Regions from separate parts of the Homo sapiens genome. Here region 1 is linked to region 2. The links are chromatin contacts, found by Hi-C or POLR2A ChIA-PET in ENCODE. All regions are on one chromosome and are shown on one strand. Each heading gives the region's core, a stretch centred on a gene start or an enhancer-like site at or near the end of the contact. The rest is flanking DNA. Distances are from core to core; before and after follow the strand shown.

What was found. A loop is a pair of places that touch in the nucleus more often than their neighbours do. ChIA-PET counts read pairs that join two places held with the same protein, here RNA polymerase II (POLR2A). Pooled maps may share reads with other maps.
Region 1: a map with no recorded cell type shows a loop between it and region 2 (3-fold over the local background). The contact joins two enhancer-like sites. A Hi-C loop is called at or near these places in 1 of 37 single-sample maps with no recorded cell type and 2 of 50 pooled maps. POLR2A ChIA-PET finds 5 or more read pairs at or near these places in 8 of 52 experiments (AG04450, GM12878, H1 and 5 more).

What each region holds. Positions count from the first base shown.
Region 1 is chr13:51,702,107-51,706,181 of GRCh38, reverse strand. It overlaps WDFY2 (WD repeat and FYVE domain containing 2), which reads right to left. Exons shown (of 12, transcript NM_052950.4): 4 at 2,532-2,586. Among named protein-coding and RNA genes, the nearest start is that of DHRS12, 100 kb to the left of the region's middle. Within about 2 kb of position 1,606, at least 2 of the 41 ENCODE cell types and tissues checked have a DNase peak (open chromatin) inside an H3K27ac peak, as active enhancers do; they include GM12878, where a contact is called at or near this core.
Region 2 is chr13:51,762,794-51,766,858 of GRCh38, reverse strand. WDFY2 (WD repeat and FYVE domain containing 2) reads right to left here. Exons shown (of 12, transcript NM_052950.4): 12 at 1-4,065. It also overlaps a transcript of DHRS12 not described here. Among named protein-coding and RNA genes, the nearest start is that of DHRS12, 39 kb to the left of the region's middle. RefSeq lists an enhancer at 2,019-2,338. Within about 2 kb of position 2,263, at least 29 of the 41 ENCODE cell types and tissues checked have a DNase peak (open chromatin) inside an H3K27ac peak, as active enhancers do; they include GM12878, where a contact is called at or near this core.

The DNA of each region.
Region 1 (4,075 bases), core at 357-2,856, 60 kb after region 2:
GGAATTTGTGGAGAATAGGTTTCCATAGTACTCTAGTTATCAATTTTTTGTAATCCTCTGTAGATAAAATGAACTTATATGAAATATTAAGAGACTCAAAGAATAATGGCATATGAAGAGAAGTTTCTAGTGATATGCTCATTATACTTATACCTGTGAGGCCAAACATTATTTTAACAAAGACATAGGAAATGGCATGTTATGCTTATACATTTAAGAAAAACACAAAATTAGTCAGAAATTAATATATTTAATGACAACTGGGATTTCTAAATATCTTGGTAAGCTGAGGTGATGGGCTAAATAAAATGAGATTGTGAATAACAGGATGTAAAGTCCAGCATTTAGGCTAAAAACAAAAATAAAAACAAGAAACAGCTTCAAAAGTACTGAAGATATAGCTTTAAAATAACTCAATACATTTTAAAATAACTAAAAGAGTATAATTGGATTGTTGGTGACATGAAGGATAAATACTTGAGGCGACAGATACCCCATCTACCCTTACGTGATTATTGTGTATTTCATGCCTCTATCAAAATGTCACATATACCCCACAAATATATATACCTACTATCTACCCATAAAAATTAAAAATTAAAAAAAAAAACAAAGAAAAAAACAAACAATTCAAGTGAGAACTGTGGAGGAGCTTGAGTTGATTGCTCCACATGGCTGCCAGAAATTCACCCTATATAAGAACAGTGCTCAGGAAAAGAGAGAAGGGAAATATAATTTTGTACTTATCAGATTACATGGATGTATTAGTTACCTATTGCTGTGTAACAGATTACCCCAAAACTTAGTGCCTTAAAACAGTAAATGTTAATTATCTCAGAGTCTGAAGTATTGGTGCAGTTTAGCTGCATGCCTCTGTCAAAAAGTCTCTCACAGGATGGAATCAAGGTGTGGAATGGAACTGTAGTCTCATCTGAAACCTTGATGGGGAGAATCTGCTTCCGAACTCTCTTACATAGTACTGGCTGGATTCAGTTCCTTGTGGGCTATTAAACTAGGGTGTCAGTCCCTTACTGGCTGTTGACAAGGCCTCCCTCAGTTCCTCAGCACGTGGGCTTCTCCACAGGGCAGCTCACAACATGGCAGCTGGCTTTCATCAGAGCAAGCACACAAAAGCACAGAGTGGGCAAACAAGGTGGAAGTTTTGGTATCTTTGTAACCTAATCTCAGAAGTGATATCCATCACTTGCCATATTCTAGGTCTAGCCCACACTGGAGGTACAGGGTAAATTCCAGGAGGCAATGATCATTAGGAACCATCTTAAAGGTTACCTACCACAGGGTATCATATTTTCAAATGGTCTTAAAGGTACCATATGATATCCCAAATATGTGACCAAGCCAATTAAAAAAATTTTTTTAAGTAATGTATTTTTAAAACTTGATAAATAATAATTGCATATATTTATAGGATACATGTAAAAACTGTTTTAAAGAATAAAGGCTCAGGTAACTTAAAATAAAAATTACAGATGTAAAATATATAGGCTGGAAAAGAGAAGTGAGAGCAGAACACTCAAGATTGAAACAGGAGACAGAAGGGAAGGGGCAGAAACTTTCACTGCTGTTTTAAAATAACTGAAAGATTGTCATGTGTAAGAGAGATTGTACTCAGTTTCTGTAGGTCCAACAGGCTAAGCAAACACCAATAGAGGAACATTTATCACTTATCACACAATGTTTTAATGGCCTGCTTACCATCCGTATCCTCTCCATGATTATAAACTGCTTATGCACAGACACTATACATGTCTGGTTCACTATTACAATTCTGTTACCAGAACACAATAGACACTCAATAAATATTTGATGAATGATATGTGAGAAAATTAAAGAATAAAGAGAAATAAATTTTAGCTCCAAATTTTAAAATAAAGAACTTAATGCTTAGAATTTTCCAAAATCACAATGGTTCCTGTGTCTCTGGAGGTACTAAAGTAGAGGCTGGATGATCATCCTCTCATTAAAGGCGAGTCAAGAGAATTGGAGGAAATGACCTCTAAGTGTTAAAAGGTCTACCTCAAACTTTCTGGTTCCACAACATTGTTAGTCTGAATAAAGAAATCCCTTCCAAAAATTGTTGTCAGATGGCCTGTCAATGTTGAAGACATGATAAAACCACAATTCTTCCCCTTGGACAACACACTCTGAGCACTTTTAAAACATTTAACCAAATACAAGATGAGTCCTATTAAGGCAGCTTTTTACTGGACCCACTTTCTAAACCTGCTGTACGTTGAAAAGCAGCATGGTATAGTAGGAAGACAAAGGCTGTGGGTTTGGGAGTCAAGCTGACCTGATCTGGCTCTGCACTTAATTAGAACCCCAGGCAAGCCACCCAACCTCATTGGGCCTCAGTTTCTTAATTCAAAACACAGGGATAACACTCACTCAAAAGGTTGCTCTGTTTTGTTTCCCTGATGATTGTAAAGTATGTATTCTCTTGTGGCAGTGAAAACCACCAAGAAGTATTTTAGAATCTGGGTAATGAAGGTACTCCTCTCACTCCCTACCTTGATAGTTTTTCACAGGAGTCATCTTGTTATAATCTTCTGACAATATAAACTCCTGTAAAAGAAAAGAAAACTATTAAACAAAAATAAATTCTTTAAGTGAATGACTATATTTGGTAAAACCAGACTGAATAAAGCGAATTGTCATGACGATTACATCCAACATTAGTATTTTGCCCATCAACTCAGAATTTTTGTACCCTTTTAAAAGTAACAATCAAAATTATGATCCAATGCAGTTATCATAATTTTACCTTATAAGTGTTGACTTTTTGTGTATGCACAAGAAGAAAACCAGATCAGTTCAGCATCTTGATACCGGTCGATTCTGAAGATAAACCTAATTCAAAATATTTTTCTTTCAAGGGTGCCACAGCTAAAAATTTGCAAGGCTCTAACCAGTAAGGAAATGGATAGCATTTCTGCTAAAGAAATAAATTAGATATTTTAAAGATTATTTTTCTAAGATTAGTAATTTATTTCCCCTTACTTACTATAAGCATCTGAAGGTTGCATCTTACTCATCCCTGTATCCCCAGGACACCGGGCACAGTACCTTGGCACAGTAGGTAATTAATAATGGTCACACAAAAGCACTTCTCAATGTAATGAGATTAGTCTGAATGTCAAATTTACTGAAAAAATCAGTTTCTGTATCGCGCATTATATATACCCTTGGTGGGGACACATAAGTGTCTGTTGTTTCACCCATGCATCTGCGTATACAGTGACCTGTATGTAGAAGCTGATTGTTTATGAGATCCAGCCAGGTTTTGAGTCCTTAGACTTCATTCAAAAGCAAAATATCCAGGTATTCTTTAAGAGTATATTATAAAACATAAGGAAAGCTGCAAAGTATAATAAATTGATGCCTTCATCTGAGTTTAGAAACAACGCAATTAATCTTTTCAAAATATTTGGAAGCATACAGGATTTTTCTTTGATAACTTAAAAAAAGGGGGATGGGAAGACAGACACCTAAATGCCTTACTTGCTATCCGGGTCTTCCTGAGTTTAGCAGTTTGTGTAATTTTTTAGAAGGAAATATTATTTTATTGTGATAAACATCACAAAGGTAAAGTAGGAGATGATGTGAGAGAATATACAAAGCAATAAAGTTCCTTTGCTTATTCATTTTTCCATTCCAGCCCCCTTTAAGAAGCTTATCTACAAATGAATTTTCTTCACCATGATTTTCTCAGTAATAACATTATTCAACTTGTCACTTTAAAAATTCATATCATTATTTCTTCAAGGAGTGGCACTACATCCACTTCTTGTTTTGGAAGAGTTAGACCTACAATTGGACACAGCAGACTAATTTTTTTTCTTTTTTTTTTTTGACAGAGTCTTGCTCTGTTGCCTGGTTGGAGTGCAGTGGCGCGATCCTGGCTCACTGCAACCTCTGCCTCCCAGGTTCAAGTAATTCTCCTGCCTCAGCCTCCCTAGTAGCTGGGATTATAGGTGCATGCCACCATGTGCAGCTAATTTTGGTATTTTTAGTAGACATGGGGTTCCACCATGTTGGCCAGGCTGGTCTTGAA
Region 2 (4,065 bases), core at 1,014-3,513:
CAGCACAGCAAGGTTGTCGGTGTGTGCGTGGCCACATGTAACCGTGATGGGACCATAGCTGCAGAAAGGTTTTCACAGAGATTTATTTTAAACCGTGGCGGCAACTCCGCATTGAGAGTTGTACATTGGTAATGGCTACACGTATATTTTGGTTAGAGGAAAGCACAGTGGGAAAGTGAGCGGAGTAAAAACATTCACAATATTCAGCAGCATTTGATTGGGGGCCTGGATACAGATGTTTCAATATCCTAGGAAATTCTTGCTCATTACCACCTAATCACATTCAGGAAGTCAATGTCAGGACTGGCAGGGAGTGTGGCAAATGCCGGAGGGGTCCAGCTAGACCACACGGGAGAAATCTGTTCCAATGTCAGGCTTATTACATTCTCAGCCTGACCCCCTGAAGAATCTCCTCACTTTAAAAAAAGAAAGAAAAAGATATCCATACGGTAATATGCCCACTGCAGCCAGGTCCAGACTTGGGCTGCAGTCCGGTGGATGTAGAGAATGGAAGATCCGTGTCCCTGGTTAGAAGTAGAGCGGTGGGCAGGCACTAATGTGGGGCCAGCACCTTCCCTGTTGTCCAGTTAGTAACGGTTTTTGTACATTTCATATAAAGATTTCCTTTTGCAAAATGACAGCACCTTGAAAAACAAAGTCATTTAAAAAGCAAGGCAAATGGTGTAAGACACAAATCCATAAGAGTACAATGGTTACAAGTGACGCTAGGGTTTTGGCCATACTTCATAGTGGCATATACTACTGACGTAAGGCTGCCATCCACTAAAATGATAAAAAGTGTATATGTGAAACATTTTTCAAATCATTTTCCCTTTTTTTGTGAGTGACAGCTCACCTTCTCATGCATCCCCGAGAACCAAGGGAAAAAAGAATCATAAGTAACAAGGTCAGATTCTCAATCTAACTTTTCAGCCAACCTGCAATTCTTGACACTTCCAAGAAAGTCAGATACTCTTCTTGACTTGTAAAGGTAAACATTTTGAGGTATCTATTTTTAATGAGATGGTACCATGATTAATTTCCACCCTTACCATCTTTAAAAAGAATTTTTTTTGCCCTACAAACTCATGAAAAGAAACTTCACCATCTTTTCTCAAAACCAAACCTAGCAGGCTCTAGATGGAAAAAGTCCAGAAAGCAACTCACTTGATATGATGGAAGACAACAAAGGCATGTGGTGATAGGCTCTCCGTTATCCAAGGGAAGCCAGCAATATGCGGGCAGGTCACTGGTGATGGGCTAGGCATGTCCAATAATAAACGAGACTCAGGGAATCAGAGAATCACAGGATTGGAAGGGACTTTAAGAATGATGATCAAATTCATCCCTCAAGCCTTTAATCTCCCTTTCAACATCTCTGGCAAAGGCTCTACACTGTGTGTTAAAAAAATTCCCTGGTATGGGACATGCAAGGAAGACATCCCATTCCAATTTAGGACCGATCTAATTTTTAGACACTGCTTTCATGTGTTAAACCTAAGTAGGCTTCTTGGTGGAAAGGAGATAATGCTTAAAGGCAAAAATACAAACCACAACCCTGGAGGGTTGACGTGGTTCTTGGTTAAGAAACTGAGCTGAAGTTTAAACAGGAATGCAGATGTTTCTGGACTAAGTTTTGGACATAGATCTTTGGGTCCTACAAGGAAAAGGCAAATGATGTGATAGCAAAGACAGGCGCTGCCATGCCCCTGCACGGTGTTCCTGCCTCCACAGGGCCAGGTCTCCCAGACAGACCTGTACCTGAATTGACGAAACTCTCTGCCTTCCTGTTGCAAGTGCCCCTGTAAGGAGGACCTCCCACATTGTACTGGAATCATCTGTGACTTGCAAGAGCAGGAAGTGGAGGGCAGCAGCTGCCTGTGTCTGCACCCAAACACTCGGCACCGCCTGTCCGTGCAACGCCACACTTGACTAGAACAATCCTCTCCTGCCACAGGGCCAGGGCTTTCCTTTTCCACAGTGGAGCAGCTGAGCCCAACACACCTTTGGCGTTAGTCTGGGAGTCCTTCCTGGTTGCGGGCCGTGCACTGATAGTCTCCACCTCCTCCTCTCAGACTCCAGTGAGAGGCTGTGCACCCAAAGATCCAGAATTAGTTACCCTGAGTCACCTTCAGTTAACAGTTCTAGGGATTTCCAAAGAAAAAGAAACTGATACTATTATAATATAAACTAATAGTAGCATTGGCTGCAGGAGGAGCCTCTGGGGAAACCCCTCGTGGTGAGCTGTGTGCTGCTTTCCTCTGAGGCCAGGGAGCAGCAGCATCTGATAGTGACGAGCTCAATTCTGGGATGGCAGCTGAGCCACTTGGCTGTTCTCCGGCAGCTCCAGCCCACTTGTGATCCCTGGACACACCACACTGACTCCAGCTCTCAGGCCTTTGTTTGTTTATGCTGTTTCTGAAGCCTGGAAAGTCATTTCCATTTTTCCCCCTTATGACTCACTCCTCATCCTTTAACACTGAGCTCAAAGTCCCTTTCCTCTGTGAAGCCCCTCCTGCCACACCTGCTGGGTTAGTGGCACCCTGGCATGCCTCTATCATAACCACATTGCACTGAAAAGACCCATTTACTCACTGTGTGACCTCTGCCCAGCCTGAGAATGGGCCTCAGACACCTTGCACTGCCAGTGCCTAAAGCCTGGTGGCTGGTGAGCGCTCAACACGGTTGACATGAACATTCAAATCTCAGGGATCATCTAGATAACTCAGTGTTCAACATGATCTTAATTTCTGTGTTTTCCAATCAAGTTAATAAATATCTGTCTTCGTACCAGGAAAAATTCAATATTATTTTAAAGGAGAAAAAATAAGAATGTATTGGTAAAATGCTTTCTCTCACTTCGAAATATCTTAGTGAACAAGAACACTGACATAGAATTAAAATTCTATGAACAGCCATAACCAAAGGAATCTCATTTAGTGAATATTTATGTCCAGTAACTGCAACCCACACTTAGAGCTATCCTTTTGCTTAAAAACAAAAATTTGGGCCTTAAGAAGTGATTAATATCAGGCAAAAATAAATTATACTTTTGTTTATTTATTCAGGGCCTTGCTCTGCTGCCCAGGCTGGACTGCAGTAGTGCAATCATAGCTCACTGCATCCTTGAATTCCTGGGCTCGAGTGATCCTCCCGCCTCAGCTTCCTGAGTAGCTGGGAATACAGGTGTGTGCCACCACACCCAACTAAGTTTTGAATTTTTGGTAGTGACAGGATCTTGCTGTGTGGCCCAGGCTGGTCTTGAACTCCTGGGCTCAGCAATCCTCCCACCTTGTCCTCCCAAAGTGTTCAGATTATAGGTGTGAGCCATGGCACCTGGCCTTTACTTTTATAAAATGAATCTCAGAAAATGAAAATGTGATATTCCATAAGGGCAGTGCTGTAAGCCTGGGAATCGCAGCCAAACGGGGCAGGGTGAATTTTAAGTGCCACTGGATTTCCATTTCAGTTTTGCCTCTGGGGTGGTCTGAGGGGAATGTATAGGAAGGAATTTATGTGGATGAAGGCAATAATTACCTCCCCCACCACAGGGCCGGAGCCAAAAAAACTGTCATATATGCTTTCGATAAGAGGAACAAAGCTGGTTCCAGAGAGCGCCCTGTCTCAAGGTGCTGAAAGTCTCTCCTCCCACTCATGCCATTACTAAGTAATGTTCAAAAACAGCTATTCCTTGAACATTCTTTTAGATTCTCTTGTTTACATCTCAGCCATATCTAACTGCCCTGTATAACTAATGTGTTTTCTGCTTGAAACACTCTAGATCTCTGAAGATCCCTTCCAGTTTTGTGACTTTATGATTTCTGGAAATAATTAAAACCAAATGAGAAACACGTTATGGTGGATTGACCCCATACAAAATGACATAAGATTCCAAATGCTTAATCTCAAACCATTTTGCTATTGTGAAGATACACTCAGGCAGTAATGTCAAGTAATGTCATTCGTTTGGAGGAACCAAGAACATGTGGTTGGTTTTGCCCCATCAGGTAGAGAACAACTCTGCGTATGATATGTGTAGATCTGCCACTTTCTCAGCGCAGGCAT